3 separate regions of the Homo sapiens genome follow, and regions 2 and 3 are each linked to region 1. Evidence: chromatin loops called from intact Hi-C (ENCODE). Cell type or tissue: PC-9. All regions are shown on one strand. Links, peaks and the distances in the headings refer to the core of each region. The heading gives the core; the rest is flanking DNA.

What was found. Hi-C counts contacts between places; a loop is a spot of excess contacts. Peaks named below come from ENCODE experiments on the same cell type or tissue, not always from the same donor. Only the 100,000 strongest peaks of a DNase experiment are listed, where the experiment ranks them.
Region 2: it touches region 1 in a loop (13-fold over the local background); 8 of 110 quality-filtered maps call a loop at or near these places.
Region 3: a loop joins it to region 1, with 12 times the contacts of the local background. A loop is called at or near these places in 7 of 110 quality-filtered maps.

The regions. Positions count from the first base shown.
Region 1 is chr7:102,120,796-102,128,925 of GRCh38, reverse strand. The region is part of intron 8 of CUX1 (cut like homeobox 1); the gene reads right to left. Among named protein-coding and RNA genes, the nearest start is that of SH2B2, 160 kb to the left of the region's middle. RefSeq lists an enhancer at 3,153-3,705 and a silencer at 5,186-5,412. In PC-9, for the core only: no CTCF peak of the experiment used is centred there; a DNase peak (open chromatin) is centred at 3,475.
Region 2 is chr7:101,938,619-101,946,748 of GRCh38, reverse strand. All of the region lies in intron 2 of CUX1 (cut like homeobox 1), which reads right to left. Among named protein-coding and RNA genes, the nearest start is that of CUX1, 130 kb to the right of the region's middle. RefSeq lists enhancers at 3,639-4,526, 5,415-6,302 and silencers at 4,546-4,840, 5,546-5,840. In PC-9, for the core only: no CTCF peak of the experiment used is centred there; DNase peaks (open chromatin) are centred at 3,758 and 4,558; H3K27ac peaks cover 1,867 bases.
Region 3 is chr7:101,677,836-101,685,965 of GRCh38, reverse strand. No RefSeq gene overlaps it. Among named protein-coding and RNA genes, the nearest start is that of MYL10, 53 kb to the right of the region's middle. RefSeq lists enhancers at 4,492-5,000, 5,001-5,516. In PC-9, for the core only: no CTCF peak of the experiment used is centred there; a DNase peak (open chromatin) is centred at 4,675.

The DNA of each region.
Region 1 (8,130 bases), core at 1,055-6,054:
GCTCACTGCAACCTCCACCTCCCCAGTTCAAGTGATTCTTCTACTTCAGCCTCCCGAGTAGCTAGAATTACAGACACATGCCACCACGCCCAGCAAATTTTTGTATTTTTAATAGAGACAGGGTTTCCTCATGTTGGCCAGTCTGGTCTCAAACTCTTGGCCTCAAGTGATCCACCTGCCTTGATCTCCCAAAGTGCTGGGATTACAGGTGAGGCGTGGCATTCTTTTATTTCACTTATGAAAATACTAAGGTCTGAGTAAGGAAACCTCCTGCCCTGCTTGAGGTTACATAATTCATGGAGTTGGGAATTAAACCCAGGTCTTTACGATGTTGCGACCCAGGTTCTTCCCACCGTGACTCATGCTGTGCCCGGTGCCCTGGATGCAGCCCTGCCTGAAGGCCACTCCACAAACAGGCCCTGCTGGGGGACAGCATCCGAGATCCAGGTCTCTGGGAAGTAGAACTGGGCAAGAAAGTGCAAGAGGCTGACAAAAGGGCCAGCTCCTCCGTCCTGCCTGGCACCCGGCCCAATCCGGTGCTGCGGCCGAGGGAGGGGCTTTGTGGGGTCACACCTGGGGACAGATGGGACCAGAGTCAGGGTCTCTGAGCCGTGCATATCATCCACTGTCCCTGACTTTTCACTAGAGGCATCTACAAACGTCATGGAGCAGCAGTCTAGGAACAGAGGCCCCGTGCCAGTACTGCCATGAGCCCTTGGAGAATTCTGGGCTTCCAAACGCTCTTGTCTGATGATGGCCTTGGGAGGCTACCTCAAGATGCCACAGCCGGCTGGGCGTGGTGGCTCACGCCTGTAATCCCAGCCCTTCTGGAGGCTGAAGTGGGCCGATCACCTGAGGTCAGACCAGCTTGGCCAACTGGCGAAACCCTGTCTCTACTAAAAATACAAAAATTCACTGGGCGTGGTGGCACACACCTGTAGTCCCAGCTACTCAGGAGGCCGAGGCAGAAGAATCGCTTAAATCTGGGAGGTGGAGGTTGCAGTGAGCCGAGATCATGCCACGGCACTCCAGCCTGGGTGACAGAGCAGGACTCCGTCTCAAACAAAACAAAACAAACAAACAAACAAACAAAAAACACGAAAAAGATGCCACAGCCACTGGCAGAACATGAAGGCATAGAAAGAACAGGGACAAAGCTCCCCAGATTAAACCCCAAAGGGCAATGAAAGCAGTGTAATAAATCAGGCTCCTGAACAGCAGGGAAATAAGTGGTAAGTCTTAGGGCTCACCTACGTGATGGAATGTTATGCAGTATGCACTGTGTTTCTGAAGAATATTTAATGATAAGCAAGAAATATTTACAACATGTCAGGTAAAAAAAAAAACAAAAACAAAAAACAAACCCTAGAAATCAAAATCATGTTATCAGTCTATGCCACTGGTAAAAAACAGACGAGTTTGGGCGAAGCAGCTCATGCCTATAATCCCACTCAGCACTTTGGGAGGCCAAGGTGGGAGGATTGTTTGAGCCCAGGAGTTCAAAACCAGCCTGGGCAACACGGCAAGACCCTGTCTCTACAAAAAATACAAAACTGGCCTGGTGTGGGGTGCACACCTGCAGTCCTAGCTACTCGGGAGGCTGAGGTGGGAGGATCGCTCAAGCCCAGGAGTTGGAGGCTGCAGTGAGCTATGATAGTGCAACTGCCCTGCAGGCTGGGTGACAGGGTGAGACCCTATCTCGTAAAAAGAAAAAAAAGAAAAAAGAAAGCACTATATAGATCAGGGGTCCCCAGTCCCTTGGCCACATCTGTGGCCTGCTAGGAACTGGGCCGCACAGCAGGAGATGCGCTGCAGGAGGGAAGCTTCGTCTGTATTTACAGCTGCTCCCCATTGCTCTCATGACTGCTTGAGCTCTGCCTCCCGTCAGATGAGCAGCAGCATTAGATTCTCATAGGAGTGCAAACCCTACTGTGAACTGCGCATGCGAGGGATCTAGGCTGCACACTCCTTATGAGAATCTAATGCCTGATGATCTGTCACTGTCTCCCATCACCCCCAGATGGGACTGTGTAGTTGCAGAAAAACAAGCTCAGGGCTCCCACTGATTCTACATGATGGTGAGTTGTAGAATTATTTCATTATATATTACAATGTCATAATAATAAAGTGCACAATAAATAGAACGTGCTTGAATCATCCTGAACCGCGCCCCCCACTGCACTGGTCCATGGAAAAATTATCTTTCACAAAACTGGTCCCTGTTGCCAACAAGGTTGGGGACAGCTGTGTTAGATGATTTTGCCTAACTGTAGACTAATTAACGTGGGTGTTCTGAGCACGCTTAAAATAGGCGAGGCTAAGCTATGACATTTAGGTTAGGTGTGCTAAACACATTTTAGACTTAAGGTATTTACAAGTTACGATGGGTTTAGGGGACATAATGCCATTGTAAGGAACAATCTGTATAGAAAAAAAGACTATGGAAATAGGCCAAAATGTTAACAATGATCATCTTTGCTGTGGGATTATGAGTGATGATCTGCTTCCTTTAAAAAAAATCTTTGAGAATTTTCTAAACTTTGTATAGTAAACATGTATGGCTTTTGTACTTAAAAATAATGTCACGGGCCGGGCGTGGTACCTCACACTTCTAATCTCAGCACTTTGGGAGGCCGAGGCGGGTGGATCACTTGAGACCAGGAGTTCAAGACCAGCCTGGCCAACATGATAAAACCCCGTCTCTACAAAAAATACACACACACACACACACACACACACACACACACAGCCGGAAATGGTGGTGCACACTTGTAGTCCCAGGTACTCGGGAGGCTGAGGCTGGAGAATCGCTTGAACCCAAGAGGCAGAGGTTGCAGTGAGCTGAGATCGCACCACTGTACTCCAGCCTGGGCAACAGAGTGAGACTCTATCTCAAAAATAAAATAAAATAAAACATAAAAAAGGGAAAATAATGTCATGTAAAAGGAAACAGCCTATAATTCCAGCTACTTGGGTGGCTGAGGTGGGAAGATTGCTTGAACCCAGGAGGCGGAGGTTGTAGTGAGCCAAGATCATATCACCGCACTCCAGCCTGGGTGATAGAGTGAGACCTTGTCTCAAAAAAATAAATAAAATAAAATAAAATAAAATAAAAACAGCAGGACTGGCTGAGACTGCATGACAAAATTTTTTAAAAAATTATTTATGTATATTCATAAACATGTTTATATACATGGACACATGTACAGTGCCTTTTTTTTTTTTTTTTTGAGATGGAGTTTTGCTCTTGTCACCCAGGCTGGAGTGGAGTGGTGCGATCTCGGGAGTATTCCACAGGAAGGACGGTTCTCCTTTCTGCCAGCCTTCCCGCGTCTCTTCACAAGGTCCCTGGGTGGAACCGGGCAGCGTGAGGCAAGTCACTTTCTCCTCTGCCACTTCTGAAGCAAATAAGACGTGCTATGTCACTGAGATTTGCATGGCCAAGGCCCTCCCAGCGGCGGCCAGGGACTCCCCGTGGTGAGTCAGAACCTCATAGCTTTAAGGAATTTTACTGGGGGCAGAAGGTGGCGTGAATGTTCCAGGCTGGGCCTCCGTCCTAACTCTTCACTGTTGAAGCACTTGAAGGCTGGGTGGCGCCTGCTTTCTGCTTAGGAGCCAACAGCATCCTGAGTTTACCTTTCCAGAGCGCAAACGTCCTCATTGGGCAGGCTGCAGGCTGAACGCTACAGAGGCCGTTCAGCTCTGCGGTAACCCTGACCCACTCATCATCATGGGGAAGGCTCAAGAGTTCCTGGAGAGCCACGACGTGCTAAGCCTGTGGTGTACAGAGTGTGGGATAAAGCCGGTCTTTTGAGGTAGTTTTCAGTCAACACTTAAAAAATGGGGCCAGACGCGGTGGCTCATGCCTGTAAATCCAGCACTTTAGAAGGCTGAGGTGGGCAGATCACCTGAGGTCAGGAGATCGAGACCAGCCTGGCCAACATGGCGAAACCCTGTCTCTGTTAAAAATACAAAAATTAGCTGGGCGTGGTGCCCTGTGCCTGTACTCCCAGATACTTGGGAGGCTGAGACATAAAAATTGCTTGAACCCAGGAGGCGGAGGTTGCAGTGAGCCGAGATCATGCCACTGCACTCCAGCCTGGGCAACAGAGGGGAGACTCTGTCTCAAAAAAAAAAAAAAAATTTCTACTAACCAATTTTACAATATACCGGCATTAACTATAGTCACTGTCTAATACATCTCTCAAACTTATTCCTCCTGTCTACCTATAAATATGTATCATTTAACCAACCTCTCCTCACCCCCTGGTAACCACCATTCTTCTTAACTTTTATGTGATCAACGTTTTACATGAGTGAGATCTTGTGGTATTCGTCTTTCTGTGCCTGGTTCATTTCACTTAATGTAACATCCCCCAGATGAATCCACGTTGTTGTTGCAAATGGCAGGATTTCCTTTTGTAAGGCTCCATCATATTCCACTGTGGATCTACACATTTTCTTCATCCATTCATCTGAAGCTGGGCACATAGGTCACTTCCTCACCTAGGCTGCTGTGTGAACAGCGCTGTGATAAACGTGTGAGTGCAGGTATGCCTGCAACACAGCCATTTCCTTTCTTTGGATAAATACCCAGCAGTGACATTGCTGGATTGCAGCCTGCATTCGGCACTGCTGTGCAGGCTGCAGAAATGCCCGTTATCCACCCTGACCCCCACAATTTTGGGATGCAGGAAGGGGTGTGTCATGACACCCCCGTTTCACAGATCACCATATGTGCTACAATCTATACACTGTATTCACTCAACAGTCCGTTACCCATTTCCTTCACATATACACTGCAAGATCCCTAGGCTTACCTTAACAGTGAATCAGAAAAACTTTAAGGATCTCTTAAATAGGTAAAATCTGTAGGAATGCACGCCAAACCCAGGTGACAGTCTGTGAATAATGATTTTCTCTACCCTCTCAAAGGATGCTGGATGAATATGATTGCTTTATTGGCCAGGCGCGGTGGCTCATGCCTGTAATCCCATACTTTGGGAGGCCGAGATGAGTGGATCACTTGAGCTCAGGAGTTCAAGACCCGCCTAGGTAACATGGTGAAACCCCCATCTCTACTAAAAATACAAAAATTAGCCAGGTGTGGTGGTACACACCTGTGATACCAGCTACTTGGGTGGCTGAGGTGGGAAAATCGTTTGAAACCGGGAGGTAGAAGTTGTAGTGAGCCAAGATCGCATCACTGTACTCTAGCCTGGGTGACAGAGTGAGACCCTGTCTCAAAATCAATAAATAAAAAAAAGCAGTAGGACTGGTTGAGAGACTGTATGATAATTTTTTTTTTTTTTTTTTTGAGACGGAGTCTCACTCTGCCACCCAGGCTGGAGTGCAGTGGCACAATCTCGGCTCACTGCAAGCTCTGCCTCCCGGGTTCACGCCATTCTCCTGCCTCAGCCTCCCGAGTAGCTGGGACTATAGGCACCCGCCACCACGCCTGGCTCATTTTTTATATTTTTAGTAGAGATGGGGTTTCACTGTGTTAGCCAGGATGGTCTCAATCTCCTGACCTCATGATTCGCCCGCCTCGGCCTCCCAAAGTGCTGGGATTACAGGCATGAGCCACTGCGCCCGGCCGATAAAAATTTTTTAAAAACTGATTGCATGTTTATATTCACAAACATGTTTATATACATGGCCACATGCACAGTGCCTCTCTTTTTTTTTTATTTTTGAGACAGAGTCTAACTCTATTGCCCAGGCTGGAGTGTAGTGGCGCGATCTCAGCTCACTGCAACCTCTGCCTCCTAAGTTCAAGCAATTATCCTACCTTAGCCTCCCGTGTAGCTGGGATTACAGGCATGCGCCACCACACCCAGCTAATTTTTGTATTTTTAGTAGAGACGGGGTTTCACCATGTTGGCTGGTCTGGTCTTGAACTTCTGACCTCAGGTGATCCACCCATCTCGGCCTCCCAGAGTTCTGGGATTACAGGTATGAGCCACCGTGCCCGGCTGCCTCTCTATTTATGTGTACGTGTTTTTGAGTACAGAGTGTGTGAGCCTGTGTGTGTGCATGTGACGTCTGTAAGCCCCCTCCCACCCTGTCCTTACTCTATCGTTCCAGCACCTGACACCACACCTACCACAGTAAAGCAGCCCTTCCCTAAACATCAATGAAGGAGAGGAGTAAAGTTTGGCAATTCTCACTGATGCTTTGCAATAGACATGTCTATTACATGTCAATTACATTTCCTAGCCATGTCTGGGGGCCACAGAACTGGCAAAGAATCGTCAGCGCTCAGAGGAATTTCTACCTGGACTTGGAACTATGAAGCCACCCCCTTGTTTTTGTCTAGCCCCCAACCTGGGGAGACACCAGGTCATGGTTGTACTATTCAGAGGGGGCCAAGACAGCTGGTGTTACTACAAAAGACAAGGAAAATCCTTCAGGGCTCACCCAGGCATCAATTTTTAGGTGTGGAGCAAAATACTTGTACAGAGATGAAAAATCCCAAGAATTCTACAAAATCCACAAGCCCCTTTTGGAGATAAGACACAGGAAGAAAAAAAAAAAAGGCCATCGGTTTTTCCCTGCAAGTCTGATTTAGTGCTCTCTAAGGTTTAAAGGACAGGAGGTTCTTTATTCAAGTCCATACTCTGAAAACCATAAAAGTGGCTGCTTCTCTATTTTTAGGGAAATTAATCCAACCAGGGTAATTACAGCAACTCGTACTGGAAACTGATGACTCATCAAAAAGACAGGAAATAGAAAATTTTACATTCTTAAAGGTACAGCAGACAGACTCTGTTTTCAGGATGCTTAAGTTGTCCCTTTCAAATTCAATCAGGGGATGCAATATTTGTCTAAATATGATGGTCAAGACAGCTGGGTGATTCTCAGGTTTACTCAACCGGGCTCTACCTGGCCCCAGTTCTGTGAGTCTTTCATGAGGAATTATTGTTCAAAAAGGGAAAAATCAATCTGCTATGGTAAATACAACGGGGGCTTGTGAGGCTGGGAAAGGCTGAACCCCCCAGGAACGCCTGCCTTCACCTGACTAGCCCTCACCTTTGCTGCTTGATTACAAAGCTGGCACCAGAAAGGGGCTTTGAAGACCGCCGTGGTCTCAAGCAAAAAGCACTGGAATTTGAGCCTAAAGGACCAGGTCCAGGGCCTGAATCTGCGTGTTCCTGGGACTGCTTCCTCATCCATGCAATGAGCACAATAAAAGCTGCCCCAGTGACTTCAGGAAAGGGCAAACAAGATAACACTCAGGAAATCATTGTGAAATAGTCCAGAACAGTATGTAAACAAAGTATCCATCCCAGCTGCTCACACCTGTCATCCCAGCACTTCAGGAGGCCAAGGCGGGCAGATCACTTGAGTCTGGGAGTTCGAGACCAGCCTGGCCAACATGGTGAAACCTCGTCTCTACTAAAAATACAAAAATTAGCTGGGTGTGGTGGCAGATGCCTGCAATTCCAGTTACTTGGGAGACTGAGGCAGGAGAATCGCTTGAACCCGGGAGGCGGAGGATGCCGTGAGCCAAGATCGTGCCACTGCACTCCAGCCTGGGCAATAGAGCGAGACTCAGTCTCCAAAAAAAAAAAAAACCAAAAAGCAAAAATTAGCCAGGCATGGTGGCACAAGCCTGTAATCCCAGCTCCTCCAGCAGCTGAGGCAGAAGAATCACTTGAACCCGGGAGGTGGAGGTTGCAGTGAGCCATGATCGCACCACTGCACTCCAGCCTGAATAACTAACAGAGACCCTATCTCAAAAAAATAAAAAATAAAATAAAAAGAAAGTATCCATCCCACCCACATTTGCCATGCAGACTTGTGTCTTGAACTGCTGGTATCCTCCTCCCCTCCTTTTAAAAATTATTATTATTATTTTTAGAGATGGGCTCTCGTTTTGTCACTCAGGCTGGAGTACAGTGATGCAATCATAGCTTACTACAGGCTGGAACTTCCAGGCTCAAGCGAACCTTCCAACTCAGCCTCCCAAGTAAATGGAACTAAAGGCACAACACCATGCCCAGATAATTTTTGTATTTTTTGGTAGAGGTGGGGTCTCACTATGTTGCCCAGGCTGGTCTCAAACTCTTGGGCTCAAGTGATCCTCCCACCTCAGTCTCCCAGAGTGCTGGGATGATAGGCGTGAGC
Region 2 (8,130 bases), core at 1,557-6,556, 180 kb after region 1:
ACAGCAAGGCCTACCTCTGATGACCACGGGGAACTCATCTGAAAGGCTTAGCAGTGAGTGATCTTTCCTTCCTCTGCCCCCCTCCACCAGCTCCTGGCCTCACTCCCCACCCCAAATCCAACCCAACATTTGCCAGCTGCAAGCTTCACCGCCACTGACCCTCCTGCTGGAAACCCTTCTCTCTTTTTTTTTTTTTTTTTTTTTGAGACGGAGTCTCGCTCTTGTCACACAGACTTGAGTGCAGTGGCACGATCCTGGCTCACTGCAACCTCCACCTCCCAGGTTCAAGTGATTCTCCTGCCTCAGCCTCCCAAGTAGCTGGAATTACAGACGCACACCACCACGCTGGGCTAATTTTTGTATTTTTAGTAGAGACAGGGTTTCACCACGTTGGCCAGGTTGGTCTCAAAATGAACTCCTGACCTCAGGTGATCCACATGCCTTGGCCTGCCAAAGTGCTGGGATTACAGGCGTGAGCCATCGAGCCCAGCAAACCCTTCTCTTCCTAAGCGCAATCTTCCCTCCTGCTGGAAACCCTTCTCTTCCTGACCCGGGTCCAGAGAAAGCTGCCGTCTGACCCACCTGTCGCTCCAAGACTGGTTTTGGTTCTTCTACTCTGTCTGTCCACACATCACACTAGAGAATGCCATCACCTCCTCAGTCCCTGACTGCTGGTTTCCTCTGGGGCCTTCCATCCTCCACCCTTCCAAATCCACAATTCTACCTTGACCTCTCTCCAGGTGCCGCCCTCCTGACCACAGAACCACTCATTGGAAGTGCATAGAACTCATTCTTTAAATAAGCAAATGCCTTGTCTTGACTCCTAAACCAAGCCCTGTGCCTCTGGTGTCCCCGGCCTTGGCTGACACAGCTAGAACTCTTCCTGCCACTCAGACCCATAGGTGGAGGGAAGGGAAGGTGATACAGGCTCATCAGAACCACGTTCCTGAGCACAGGAGGTTTGGGACAGCAGACACGTCTGGCTCCCTGAACCTAGCGGACTAGAACCCCCAACTCCTCCCTCTTGGCCTGCAGCCCTGCATGCAGAATCCTGTAGATCTTGTCCCTACTCCTCTTGCCATCCAGGTCTTCCCCACAGTCCCCACAGCCCTGACCAGGACCTGCATTGGGCTCTCAGGATGTCCCACTGGGTACTCAACTCTCGTTCAGAACATCAGCTCCACGAGGCCAGGACTATGACCTGCCTCCCCGGCACCTGGGACCGTGCCCAGCATAATGAGAACACTCGATACACAAGGCATTTCCATGAGTCCTTGTGCAACTGTAAATAACAATAAATTAACTCCCAGGTATAAATTACAAAATGCAACAGCGAGGAAATGTACTCGCAATTTAAATAAAAGTATTAGTGACTTTTAATTTATTTTATTTTCCTGGCAAGAAACTCTACATTCTGTGGAGTGGTTTCGGTGGTGGTGTGCTTTGTGTCTAAATGACAGTGGAGGTGTCGAAAGCAAGTGTATCCTGTAGCTGAAGGTGCAGAGCCGGAGCCTGCCTGGGTGGAAGCCGCTGCACACAGGCCCTCATGGCTCTGCCCTGAGGTCGCTCTGCCCTGTCTGCAAAAGACCTCATCCACCCCTGACTCCCAGCACGCACCTAGCACCTGCCCCGCAGGCTTGGTAACCAGTGGGTGACTGTGTGTGGAAGGAGTCCCAGAGTGGGCTTGGGAGGTGGGGTGGCACCCTGGGGTGACAATTTCTGGGAAAGTGCAATGCTGTCTTATTTTCTCACTCTCGTGGCATTTGGTGTTAACTCTGGGTATTGGAAGAAGCAGCTTCATCCCCAGGCTAAATTGCAACACCTTGCTTCAGAAAAGAGGCCCTCTCATTTCATACCAAGTGGGGTCAACCCGGCAGCAGTGATGTGCAACACGGCCTGCACCAGTGTGGCGACAGATGCAACCTGGGTGTGCCCACCTGCTCCCTGGGTGGCCCGAGGTGACCGCTGCAGGTCTGCAGCATCCTCCAGGAGGAAAAGCACCAACCAAGAGGCACAGGGTTTAAAAACAGAAACAGAATCACCCATGAACATACACGCCACAGCAGATGACATGGACTGCCCGGAGGAAACGACCCAGGGTGTCTTAGCAGGAGCTCAGTAGAAAAATTCCGGCTCCTGGGTTTGATTTGAGAAATGCACCAAAGTGTGACCTTAGGCAGATCCCCACTTCCCTCATCTGTGAAGTGAGAGGGGCAGAAGGCTGGATTGCTGGTGTCAACTGGTGGCTCACTGGCCACAAACAGTCACGGAGGAGCATGCGTCTCCCGCGTGAGCCAGGATGGTAACACCCAGTGCTTCCCCCAGACCTTGGTAGGTTTATGTCTTACTGCTGAGACTGCCAGAGCACAACGCTGATGTTGAATGCTAGCCTATAAATGTATCAACGCCTTCCTGGGGAAAAGCAGGAGCTCTGTTTCCATGGCACTGGGGTAGATGAACAGCTGGCAGTGCAGGACACCCCTCCTGCCCCTTCCCACTCCATCCTGCAGGACTCTTGGACACAACTACCCCCTGCAACCCAGCCCACTGCGCCCCTTTCTGGAAGGAGCCATCGGGAGGGGCTGGGACAGTCTCCCTGGGTGGGGACAGGGCTCCCTATGGATCCATTACCTGCTCTCAAGGCCTGAGTCACTCACACCTGGGATGGCTGAGCCCAGTCAACTGAAGAAAAAAACAAGTTTTCTTTCCCGAGTCACAGCACTAATAGAGGCTTTGGCAAGAACCTGTGTGCGGCTCAAGTTGTCTTTTTTTTTTTTTTTTTTTAATTTTTAAATAGAGACGCGGTCTCGCTATGTTGCCCAGGCTGGTCTCAAACTCCTGGGCTCAAGGCGATCCTCCCACCTCGGCCTCTGTAAGTGCTGGGATTACAAGTGTCAGCCATGGCACTCGGCCTAATTCACTTATTTAACGATATTTATGGAATGGCTAAGTGGCAGGTAGTGTGCTGGGTATACAGCAGAGACCAATATTAGATCACGAGCCTCCACAAGCCAAAAGGTGCCAACGAGACTCATCAATGCCCCCATTTTTTTTTTTTTAAATTTTAAAGCCCAAAACTCATCCTATTAGGGGACACTGTTCCCAACCTACTTGTGGCCGCATGAGTCCTCTGACTCTCGGTATGTAAGCCGGGCCCCTCTGCATCCTGCATATGATATGTGATACTGAAAAGAGCCCATTTGAGAGCGAACACCAAGACTGCACCAAAGACGCTGAAAGTAGCACTGACGTCAGCCGCCGCCGCGCGGGAGAGCATCTGCCAGCTCGGGGTTTTAGATGAATTGGTCATTTTTCTTGAACTCAACAGAAGCACTGACCAGAGGCCGGGTGCAGTGGCTCACACCTGTAATCCCAGAACTTTGGGAGGCCACGGCGGGTGGATCACTTGAGCTCAGGAGTTCAAGACCAACCTGGCCAACATGGTGAAAACCCGTCTCTACTAAAAATACAAAAATTAGCCAGGCATGGTGGCGGGCACCTGTAATCCCAGCTACTCAGGAGGCTGAAGCAGGAGAATCTCTTGCACCAGGGAGGTGGAGGTTGCAGTGAGCCAAGATTGCACCACAGCACTCCAGCCTGGGTGACAGAGCGAGACTCCATCTCAAAAACAGAAAAAGAAAAAGTAAAAAAAAAAAAAAAAAAAAAAAAAGCACTGACCAGGATGGAGAGGAAAGTTAACATCCACTAGGTACCTGTGTGCATGGCGCTAAGCCACAACGAACATGGGTGTGGTCTCAGTTATTAATCACAGCTGTTCTAGGAAGGACAGATTCCCGTCCAAGCTGAATGGAGGTGCAGAGAAGGGAACTGATCTCCCAGCAGCCGATGGAACCAAGATCTGGGCCCAGGTCCGTGTGCAGCGAAGCCCATGCTGCTCCCACCACCCCAGGCACCAAGAGCTGGGGCAAAGGCTTGGAGCAGTCGGTGGAGGAGCTCAAGCTGCCCTCTGACCCAGAGTCTGGGAGGCCTGCGGTGGCTCACGCCTGTGATCCCAGTACTTTGGGAGGTCGACGCAGGGGGATCACTTGAGCCCAGGAGTGGTTTGAGACCAGCCTGGGGCAACACAGGGAAACCCTGTCTCTACAAATAATTTAAAGATTCACCGGGTGTGGTGGCAGGCATCTGTGGTCTCAGCTGCTAGGGAGGCTGAGGTGGGAGGATCGCTGAAGCCCAGGAGGTTGAAGCTGCAGTGAGCTGAGACCACACCACTGCACTCCAGCCTGGGCGACAGAGAAAGACCCTGTCTCAAAATCAACAAAATTTCTTTCTTAGCCAGGTTTTTTGGTCTGGAGTAGACACTGCCTAAAATGGAGATTGCTTGAAATAATACTGAATACAAGGTAAGATCGAAAAGACACACCTGCAGAAACTGGGCCTCTTGGAATGAGAATTCAAAAAAGACTTTTGTTCCATTTCACTTATTCTGTGAAAGCAAACCTATGACCCAATGTGTCTGCATTACAGACAGGCCGTTTCCCTGCTGGGAATTTTCCTGTCCTGGCTATGATACTCCACCCTGTTAGCTTTGGGAGTAGTCTTTTTCTCTCTTAGTCATGCTTTTCTGGATGCCCTCCAACCCTCGAGCTAAACCTGCAGTACCCTAAAAAGGTAGGTGAACAGTGCTTCTAGGATTTAAGCATCTTTCTCCACCTACTGGAACAGAAGCTGGGTACATTTCTACCCCAACTCATGCAAAAACAGGCCTGGGAAACAGTGTGTACTGGCATGTTTGATAACGTTGCAGTTTCACCTCCAGCTGAAAGGACTTAAAAACAGGGACAGAGAGAGGGGGAGGGAGAGAGAGAAACCTTTCCCTTGTGTCTGTGGTTTTAACAACTTGTTCTGAGCAGTTTCTGCTCTTTTCAGGTTTGCAATCAAGGCTGGAATTTAGCAATGCAAAATGCCCCTCATAACCCGTGCGTCCAAAGGCTTTCGTGGGGTAATTAAAAACACAGAAATTCTTCAAAGAATGTATCTGTTGACTAGTTAATATCATAAAGCCTTCGCTCCTGATCTGTGATCCCAGCCTGAAACGAGGCAGACGGAGTTCAGGAATGCCCCGACGTGAAAACTACCAGATGAGGGAAGAGAGGGATCCAGTCTCAGAATGGGGCTATCAAACTGCAGCTGCCAAACCACAATCTCAGCAAGAAAAGGAGATCCAGTAGCTTGAGGAAATTAATTACAAGAAATAGATTCCATTGGCATCATTCATTTTTCCAAGACTTTGCTTGCAGCACAAAACAAAGATGTGAGCCCTTTCTTCCATTTTCGTCTTTAAGATTCTCCAGGAACAGTTAGGAAAGCCAGGTATCCCTCAGAGACAATCCAGCTACCGCTAAGCAGACCCGCAAAGGAGGTCTCCCCATGCAGCGATGAAAGCCACTCCTGTGCAAGTTTTGGGGAAACTGCAGGTTGATCCTGGCAATTCACTAACTTTCCCTTCAAACTATGGCAAAAAGTAGGCCAGAGAGAGACTCCAGCATGGCTTCTGGGTCTCCCCCAACCCGCCCTCCTCCCAGTGAGTTCCCCAGGCAGCCTGTCAGGTCCGAGGCTCCATCAGGGCTCAGGTTGACGGGAACAGGCTGCCCGGCTGGCTGCGTCCATGGAAACAAGCTCAGATTGGCGACAACATGCCCCAGCTTTAAAAGAGCCACCTGCCTCAAGGAAGCCCGGCTCCCTGCCCTTTTCCTTCTGACTTTGCAAATTTACAGTATGCAAATAAACTGTGAGGAGCTCTTCACTACAAGAGAAATGCAGAGCCCAGGGAAGGGGCTGGCCTCGCTAATGGATTGCTGTGTGACTCTGAGCAAGTCACGGACCCTCTCTGGGCTTGAAGAACTGACAGGATGGTCTACTGATTGCCAAGACAGCTGTGCCAGCATTCCCACTGTGAGGCATCCTTGGGCTAGACAGGGGTCTGGAATCCCTCAGTGAACACGGGCACCACAGCATTTAATCAATCAGCCAAGCAACAGATGTGGACTGATCAATAACGTGCCCAACCAAGGATCTGGGAGGGTGGAAGTGCTGGTCTTACCTCCCCAGAGCTTACAATCTAATAAGAAAACACATTCCCTTGCAAGCTAAAGGACAAAGGAATTAAATGACAATATAAGAACTAGAACAATAAGAAAACACACACACACATATATATATATACACATATATATCAACATAAGAAAATACTAGAAGAGCGTCTTTAATTCAGAGATCGAAGGGAGGAGGACAGCTCTGGCCTCCAGGCAGAGCTGCACCCAGAAGGAATAACCCCTTATTCCTTCCATCTCACCTGTGCGCGCCCGCAGGCACCACAGCCTACCCTCCATCACAGGCACCCCCAGCGGGGGTCAGGGACTTCATGGAGCGTGTCTCTGGGTGAGCTTCTCTTGCCAACAACACTTACATCTTTTTTCCACTGGTGACACCAGATTGGAAACTGACCAGCTTTGCGAACATTAAAACCTCCTCTTTTTTTTTTTTTTCCTGAGACAGGGTCTCCCTCCGTCACCCAGGCTGGAGTGCAGTGGTGCAATCAGAGCTCACTTCATTCTCAACCTCCCGGGCTCAAGCAATCCTCCTGCCTCAGCCTCCTAAGTAGCTGGGACCACAGGCTTACACCACCATGCCCGGCTTTTTTTTTTTTTTTAGATGGAGTCTCGCTCTATTGCCCAGGCTGGAGTGCAGCGGTGCAATCTCGGCTCACTGCAACCTCCACCTCCCGGGTTCAAGCAATTCTCTGCCTCAGGCTCTCAAGTAGCTGGGATTACAGGTTCCCGCTACCATGCCTGGCTAATTTTTGTCTTTTTAGTAGAGATGGGGTTTCACCATGTCGGTCAGGCTGGTCTTGAACTCCTGACCTCCTGATCCACCCACCTTGGCCTCCCAAAGTGTGAGCTACCGCGCTCAGCCCCAATTTTTGTATTTTTTATAGACAGGGGTCTCACTATGTTGCCCCAGCTGGTCTCAAACTCCCAGGCTCAAGTGATCCTCCTGCCTCAGCCTCCCAAGCAGCTGGGACCACAGGCAACCACCACCAATAATTTTCGTATTTTTTTTATAGAGGTGGGGTTTCACTATGTTGCCCAGGCCAGTCTCAAACTCCTGGGCTCAAGCGATCCACCCGCCTCAGCCTCCCAAAGTACTGGGATTACAGGCATGAACCACTGCACCTGGCCCAAAACCTCCTTCTTTAAAAAAAGACTGCTCACATTCAGGATGTGAAACTGCAGAGTGGCTGTACAAGATCGTTCAGACGAGGGTTAGGTGTGGGGCTGTGCTTGGCTTTAAATGGCCCAGGGGACTGGATGTTGGACCTGTGACATAAGCACTGCCTGACCAGCCTTAAAAATCCCTCCATGCTGTGGTACATCCATACAATGGAATACTACTTGGCACTGACAGCGGCCACACTGTTGAACTGCAAATCCACTGCGCTAAGTGAAAGAAGCCAGACTCGAAGACTGCATATGGTATGATCCCTCTATGTAACACTCCAGAAAATACAAAATGATGCCAGCAAAAAACAGATAAGTGGTTACCATGGGCTGAGGGTGGGGGAAGGGACTGACTACATAGAGGCCTGGGAGAATAGGGGGGACAGTGGAACCATCATATATATATATATATATATATATATATATATATATATATATATATATATATATATGTATTTTTTTTTTTTTTGAGACAGAGTTTTGGTCTTGTTGCCCAGGCTGGACTGCAGTGGCACGATCTTGGCTCACTGCAACCTCCATCTCCCAGGTTCAAGCGATTCTCCTGCCTCAGCCTCCCAAGTAGCTGGGATTACAGACATACACCACCATGCCCAGCTAATTTTTGTGTTTTTAGTAGAGGCGAAGTATCACCATGTTGGCCAGGTTGGTCTCAAACTCCTGACCTCAAGTGATCTGCCCGCCTCAGCCTCCCAAAGTGCTGGGATTACCGGCATGAGCCATCACGCTCGGCTAATTTTTGTGTTTTGAGTAGAGACAGGGTTTTGCCATGTTGGCCAGGCTGGTCTCGAATTCCTGACCTCGGGTGATCTGCCAACCTCGGCCTCCCAAAGTGCTGGGATTACAGGTGTGAGCCACTGCACCCAGCCTGTCC
Region 3 (8,130 bases), core at 1,557-6,556, 440 kb after region 1:
GTGACGGGCACCTGTAATCCCAGCTATTCAGGAGGCTGAGGCAGGAGAATCACCTGAACCTAGGAGGCGGAGGTTGCAGTGAGCCAAGATTGCGCCACTACACTCCAGCCTGGGCCATACAGCGGGACTCTGTCTTAAACAAACAAATAATTAATTAATTAATTAATTAAATGAAAAAGCCAGGTGCATGAGGATTCTCGTGTTTTTTTTCTGCTGTGTCTGGGGCCTGGAGAAGTCCAGAACGTGCGGCTCCAGAACCGAACAAGGAGAAATAGAGACCTGGTTTCTCAGTGGGAATCTTGGATCCTTAAGGTTCCCTCGCTGTTCGTTTTTTTGTTGTTGTTTTGTTTTGTTTTGTTTTTTGTTTGTTTGTTTTTTGAGATGGAGTCTCACTCTGTTGCCCAGGCTAGAGTGCAGTGGTGTGATCTTGGCTCACTGCAGCCTCTGCTTCCTGGGTTCAAGCGATTCTCCTGTCTCAGCTTCCCGAGTAGCTGGGATTACAGGTGTGTGCCACCATGCCCGGCTAATTTTTGTATTTTTAGTTAGTGATGGGGTTTTGCCATGCTGGCCAGGCTGGTCTCAAATTCCTGGTCTCAGGTGATCCAGCCATCTCTGCCTCCCAAAGTGCTGGGATTACAGGCGTGAGCCACTGTGCCCAGTCACCTTTGGTTTTTTGACCATGCTTGGAGTCTGTTTTCTGGAGAAGAGGAAGCACATTGGCCCGATTTCTATCTTGAAATGACAGGGCTTGGGGACACTGAAGGATGCTGCATAGAAATTTGACCAATGTTTTTTGCCCTTTTGTCATGCCAGTCAGGGTGCAGATGGCCACAGTTGGGAGGGAGGGGAAGTCCCCTTCCTATGTGTGAGCCTACAGCATGCGCGGCTGTCTATGCCCTGAACTCCTTCAGCTTCTCGGCTTCTCAGCAGCCCCCTGGGTGTAGGGGCAGGGCTGAGCCTCTGGGAGGTTATAAACCCTCCTCGATCAAGGTCCCTCCATTTGTAAGTGATACAGGTGGGATTCGAATCCAGGCTAGACCGACCCCAAGGCTGTGCACCTGCCGAAAGGCACGAGCTCAGACCCACACCAAGGGGACGGTGGGGCCTGGGTGTGCCTCAGGGTGGGCACCGCTGGCGCCCGCTGCCTAGAAGCCTGGCTGTTGCTCCCCGGGGCTGTGAGAGCTGGCCTTCAAGGTCATGGTGGACAGTTATTCTGTGCTTGAATTTTGGGTTCAGCGTTTAGGCAGACGTCTGGCCACTCTGAGAACCGTCCCCAGGTGTCATCATTCCTGGGGCCACATGGAGCCCTGACCTGTGCCCCACTTGGGATTGCATTTGTCTCCATTGTCTGGCCTGGGAGGCGGGCACAGGGCTCTGGCAGGCTCTGACGACCTGCAGCTGTGCGGTAGGGCTTGGGTGGTGGGACTCCAGCTTCTCCTCCAGCTTTCTCTCTTTCTCAGCTTCCTCTCCTGCCAGGTGGTTTAGCAACAGGATCAGGTGAGCTTGAAACCAGCCTGGCGGCTGCGGGTGTCTCTGCCCTCTGTGCTCCAGCCAGTCATCGGTCCCACCTAGACACCTAGACCCAGTTCCTGCTTTTCTCTGTCCTTTATTTATTTATTTATTTGTTTGTTTATTTATTTATTTATTTATTTATTTTTGAGACTGAGTCTCGCTCTGTCGCCCAGGCTGGAGTGCAGTGGCGCGATCTCGGCTCAGTGCAACTCCGCCTCCCAGGTTCATGCCATTCTCCTGCCTCAGCCTCCGGAGTAGCTGGGACTACAGGCTCCCGCCAACACGCCCGGCTAATTTTTTGTATTTTTAGTAGAGACGGGGTTTCACTGTGTTAGCCAAGATGGTCTCGATCTCCTGACCTTGTGATCCCCCCGCCTATTTATTTATTTTTGAGACAGGGTCTCTCTCTGTTGCCAGGCTGGACTGCAGTGGTGTGATCACAGCTCACTGCAGCCTCCAATTCCTGGGCTCAAGGGATCCTCTCGCCTCAGCCTCTCAAGTAGCTGGGACCACAGGCACGCACCACCATGTTTAGCTAATTTTTTAATTTTAATTTTTATAGCGATGGGGTTCTACCTATGTTTCCCAGGCTGGTCTTGAACTCCTTGGGCTCAAGTGATCCTCCCACCTCGGCCTTCCAAAGTGCTGGGATTACAGGCATGAGCCACCATGCCCGGATGTCCAGCCTTCTTGCTCTTTAAAATATTTTTTTTTTTTGAGACAGAGTCTTTCTCTGTCACCCAGGCTGGAGTGCTGTGGCTTGAGCATAGCTCACTGCAGCCTCAAACTCCTGGGCTCAAGCGATCCTCCTGCCTCAGCCTCCAGAGTAGCTGGGCTATACTATAGATGCTCACCACCATGCTTAGCTAATTTAATTTTTTTTTTTTTGAGACAAGGGTCTTTCTGTGTTCTCCAGGCTGGTCTCAGACTCCTAGCCTCAAGTGATCCTCCCACCTCAGCCTCCCAAAGTGCTGCAAGAATGAGCCACCTTGCCCAATCCCAGTTCTTTACAAAGTGATTTCCTGCCCATCCTTGGCTTGAGTCCTTCATTGGTCAGCATTTAAAAATTGAGACTGATATTAGTGTCAAAAGACAGGTAGGGAAACTGAGGCATGGGGAGGAAAATGATGTACCTGAGGATGCACAGAAATTGCTGGGCGAGTTGGGCCAAAACGTGGAGCCCTGGATAGTGCCCTTTCGCTGGATTCCTGGATGAGGAGTCTGGGGACATCTCTTGTCTTTATCGAGTGACCTCCTCTGAATGGTTTTGTATTTTATTTTATTTTTTGAGACGGAGTCTCACTCTGTCGCCCAGGCTGGAGTGCAGTGACACTATCTTGGCTCTCTGCAACCTCCACCTCCCAGGTTCAAGTGATTCTCCTGCCTCAGCCTCTCGAGTAGCTGGGATTACAGGTGTGCACCACCACACCTGGCTAATTTTTGTATTTTTAGTAGAGGCGTGGTTTCACCATGTTGGCCAGGCTGATCTTGAGCTCCTGACCTCAAGTGATCTGTCTGCCTCGGCCTCCCAAAGTCCTGGGATTGCAGGTGTGAGCCACCGCGCCTGGCCTCTGAATGGTTTTAGATTTCACCATGTGTGAGCATAGGGATGATGGTGATATATAAATATACGTAACATATTTTAAAGACAACATAGAAGTTTGTTTCTCTTGCATATAATAGTCTGATGACAAACAATCCAGGGCTTCCACGGCAGCTCCACAATCTCAAGGAACCATTTTCCGTTTTCCTTGTATCTTGCTGGGTTTTCTTGTCTTGCTCAGTAGGTGACTTCTATCTTTGGGTCCAATATGGCTGCTTCAGCTCCCGCCATCGCTTCTGTAACCCACCCAGTGGCAAGGGGGAAAGAGGAAAAGTGTGTGCCTTTCCTTTTCCCCCACCCCCTAGTTTAAAAAAATCAGATGGACTGGATGCGGTGGCTGATGCCTGTAATGCCAGCACTTTGGGAGGCCAAGGCAGGTGGATCACCTGAGGTCAGGAGTTCGAGATCAGCCTGGCCAACATGGCGAAGCCCCATCTCTACTAAAAATGCAAAAAATTAGCTGGGCATGGTGGTGCACGCCTGTAATCCCAGCTACTCAGGAGGCCGAGGCAGGAGAATCGCTTGAACCCAGGAGGTGGAGGTTACAGTGAGCGGAGATCACACCATTGCACTCCAGCCTGGGCAACAAGAGCTAAACTCCATCTCAGGAAAAAAAAAAAAAAATTCAGATGATGCAGCCTGGGCAGCATGGTGAGACTCCATCTCTACTAAAAATACAAAAAAATTAGCCAGGCATGGAGGTACTTACCTGTAGTCCCAGCTGCTCAGCAGGCTGAGGCGGGAGGATTGCTTGAGCCAGGGAGGTCAAGGCTGCAGTGAGCTATGATCGTGCCACTGCACTCCAGCCTGAGTGACAGAGGAACACCTTGTCTCAAACCAAACCAAACAAAACAAACCCAAAAAACAACCATCAGATGAAGATATTTTAGAGAAGAGATTAAGGCTCAGAGAGGTTAAGTGCTTTGTGCAATGTCACACAGCATGTGAATGACAAGGCTGGGCCTCTTGGGTCTGCTGACCCTAGGACTTAGCTTGAGCTATGTGTGCTGTTTTCAGGAGAAGCTATGGCCGTATACAGGGCACAGGGATGGGGAGGGGGGCTGTACCCAGTGTTCCCCCCACCCCCGAGCAGACAGAGAAATCCATCTGGGGCCTCCACTCCTGGGAGCCGGGCCAGGAATTTTCCCCACAGCCTAGGAGAGGTCACATTAGTAATCTGCCTGTCCTTCCCTTCTCTTCCCAGGAGCTTTAAGATGCTGGGAAAATAGGAATGACTTAGTAATGAGTTACTTTAATTGGATTTTCCCCCAGTATTGGTATGCAGAGGTTATCGTTGAATGATTTACTGAGTAGCCCATGCCAGAGTTCAGCTGTGGTGCAGGCGTGTGTGTATGTGTGTGTGCATGTGCGTGCCTGGTGTGAGTGCACAGACACGCACTTCTGTACAGATATATGTCTGTGTGCATGCGTGTGTATCCTGCACTTTCAGAAGGGCCTCAAACAGCTCTTTATCCAGTGGGCACTTCTGCCTCCACCCCTCTGTCCCCGCCTCCCGCAGGAGGGAAGCCAGGAGGGGGACGGCTGGCAACGGGGCACAGCGAGGAGCTGTGTCTGGGATGGTGTGTGTTGTCACTGGCAGCCAGTCATATGAGTCACCGGCCAAATTAACTCAAGTTTCCTTTGGGGAAAAATGTAATCAGTTATTGCATTCTGGTTCATTTTAGCAAATTAACTCGTTCAGTTTTTTATTTTTATTTCTTTTTAATTTTGGGGGTGGCAGTGGTGGCTACAGCTGGGGAGGGGGTTGGTGGAGGCCTGAGTGAGTGGAGGCAGCTGTGTGTGCATGTGTGTGTGAGTGTGTGCGTGTGTTCACGTGTGTCTGCGCACGTGTGTGCACACATGTGTCCGTGTGTGCGTGTATGCATGTGTGTGTTTGTGTGTGCATGTGTGTCCACGTGTGTGTGCGTGCGTGTGTGTGTGCATGTGCGTGTGTCTGCACGTGTGAGTGTGTAAAGGCCCTAAGGGTACTCGAGGACCGGCTTCCAGAGAAGGTGGGTCAGGGCCGAGCCTAGGACAGGGGCTGCTGTCCTGGGGCCCGACATGACCTCATGTCCTGCTCAGACCTGCAGGTGGAAACACCCCTTTGAAGAAGGACTTTGCTGCCCACAAAGCATATTCCCTCGACACTCTTGTGCCCACTAACCAGGAGGGCATGGTAGCTGGGCTGTGCCCAAGTGAGGGGGGCTCCTGGGGCCTGAGTGGGCCTCGTGGGACATATTGCCTCCTCGCCACAAGGCGCCGGTCTGGAAGATTCCACCAGGCCTGTCTGTGTGTGAATGATCCCACTGTTGTGGTTCCCAAGGCACCGATGGGCTCAGTCCTCCAGCCTGGGGTTTTTATGTTTGCTCTTGCATTTCATTCTTACTTCTAGCCCTAAGGTAGGTACCGCAAACCCTGTTTTACCCCCTGAGCATGGGAATCTCACCCAAGTTCACACAGTGACCCCGGGCCCTGCTCCCTTCGCCTCTCAGTAGGGCCCTGTATCTTCCCCGCCTCAAATGGTTGGGGGTACAAAAGGCATTTTATTTTATTTTATTTTTGAGAAGGGGTTTGGCTCTCTTTGCCCAGGCCGGAGTTCAATGGCATGATCTCGGCTCACTGCAACCTCTGCCTCCTGGGTTCAAGCAATTCTCCTGCCTCAGCCTCCTGAGTAGCTGGGATTATAGGTGTGCACCACCACGCCCAGCTAAATGTTTTTGTATTTTTAGTAGAGATGGGGTTTCGTCATGTTGGCCAGGCTGGTCTCGAACTCCTGGCCTCAGGTGATCTGCCCACCTTGGCCTCCCAAAGTGTTGGGATTACAGGCATGAGCCATTGCTCCCGGCCAGCATTTGATCTTAAAGAGTTGGCTAGGTGCCAGGGCTCATGTCTGTAACCCCAATGCTATGGGAGGCCGAGGTGGGAGGATCAGTTGAGGCTGGGAGTTCAAGACCAGCCTGGGCAACATTGTGAGACCCCATCCCTAGAGAAAATTTAAAAAATTAGCCATATGTGGTGGCACATGCCTGTAGCGTAGTCTCAGCTACTCGGGAGGCTGAGGCGGGAGGATCGTTTGAGCCCAGGAATTTGAGGCTGCAGTGAGCTATGATAGCGCCACTGCATTCCAGCCTGGGCAGCAATCAAGACCCCTGCCTCTGTGAAAAATAAAAAGAGCTAGGTGTGGTGGCACACACCTGTAGTCCCAGTTACTCGGGAGGCTGAGGCAGGAGGATTGCTTGAGCCCAGGAGTTGGAAGCTGCAGTGAGCTATCATGGTCCACTGCACTCCAGCCTGGATGACAGGTTGAGACCCTGTCTCTTAAAAAATGATCATAATAAAATAAAATAAAGAGCCATACCAAGCCAATGAGCCTGAGGGTGGCCAGTGGTTCCGATCCTGGGGGCTTCCCTTGGGTGGTGGTGAGGGACTGTGGCCTTGTGGGCCTCCCCGCCGACCAGGCGATGTCTGCTTCTGGTTGGGGTCTTGGTGCACTTTTTCTCTCCTGGAAGGTCCCCTCCTCTCTCTGTATCAGGCCCCATCCAGGCCCTTAGCAGCCTAACTTCTGCCTTCCCTGAGAGCCTTCGAGACCTTCCCTAGCTCATGCGCCCTCCCCGCAACTTCTCCCACCTTTCCATGCCCCACTCCGCCGTGCCCTGGTCCTGCTGACCGTGGCTGCTAGATTGGGATCCACTGTGGGGAAGGAGAAGAGCCCCAGCCTGCATGTAGGGTGGTATGGGCCACCCCACTGGAGTCATGAGTCTGAGCAGGGGGTCTGTGGGATGGGGGCCGGGGCAGGTGGTGCTGTGTTCATTTTGAACACGACAGTGCCAGGAAGACCCCACCAGCGCCCTGTCCTTCCTTGGTTTGTCCCCAGATACCACACAGCCCCCAGACAGCTGGGCTGGGCCTTGATCCCAGAAGTGTCTTCTGAGTCTCCTGAGCCCTTCGGCCCAGCGCCCAGCGGCTTTCATTTCTGCTGGTGATTCACTGACCTCAGTGCTGCCACGGTATTGCCTTGGGACAGTCTCTCTCCAGCTGGGACCTGGGATTCCCACGCCTTAGGTGGGAACAATAGTAGGGAATAGTTTAAATAAATTAAAGTTCATTCATACTGTCCTACAGGGATATATACATATGTATGTGTATAGATATTTATGCATATGTAACCGTCCATCCACACACATGGACGCCAATGGTAATTGGAGTACCTCTGGGTCATGGAGTTACCAGTGATTTCTATTTTGTTTCTTTTTCTCTCTCTCTTTTCTTGGAGACAGGGTCCCACTCTGTCGCCCAAGCTGAAGTGCAGTGGTACAAACTCAGCTCACTGCAGCCTCAAACTCCTGGCCTCAAGCAATCCTCCCACCTTAGCCTCCCAAGTAGCTAGGACCACAGGCACTTACCACCACACCCGGCTAATTATTAAAATTGTTTTTGTGGAGAAGGGGTCTTGCTATGTTGCCCAGGCTGGTCTCAAACTCCTGAGCTCAAGTGATCCTCCCATCTCAGCCTCCCCAGTAGCTGGGACTACAGGCGTGCTCTGCCACGCCTGGTTCATTTTTCTATATTTTGTAGAGATGGCTGGAGACGGAGGTCTTGCTGTGTTGTCCAGGCTGGTCTCAAACTCACGGGCTCAAGCGAGCCTCCCATCTCAGCCTCCCCAGCAGCTTGGACTACAGGTGCACTCCGCCATGCCTGACTCATGTTTCTATATTTTGTAGAGATGGTTGGAGCGGGGAGGTCTTGCTGTGGTGCCCAGGCTGGTCTTGAACTCCTGGGCTCAAGCAATCCTCCTGTCTTGGTCTCCCAAAGTGCTAGGATGACAGGCATGAGTCACCGTCCCCGGCTGAGACCATTTCCTCTTGTGCTTCCACATCACGGGGCTGGCAGCTTTGGTGATGATGAGATGGTGCCTCGTAGAAGATTGTGATGCTGTTGACATTGGACACCCATACTTTGGAGCGGACTTCACCTGTGTCTGCTGTGGTGGCGTCCTCCATGAGGTGGGCAGTGTG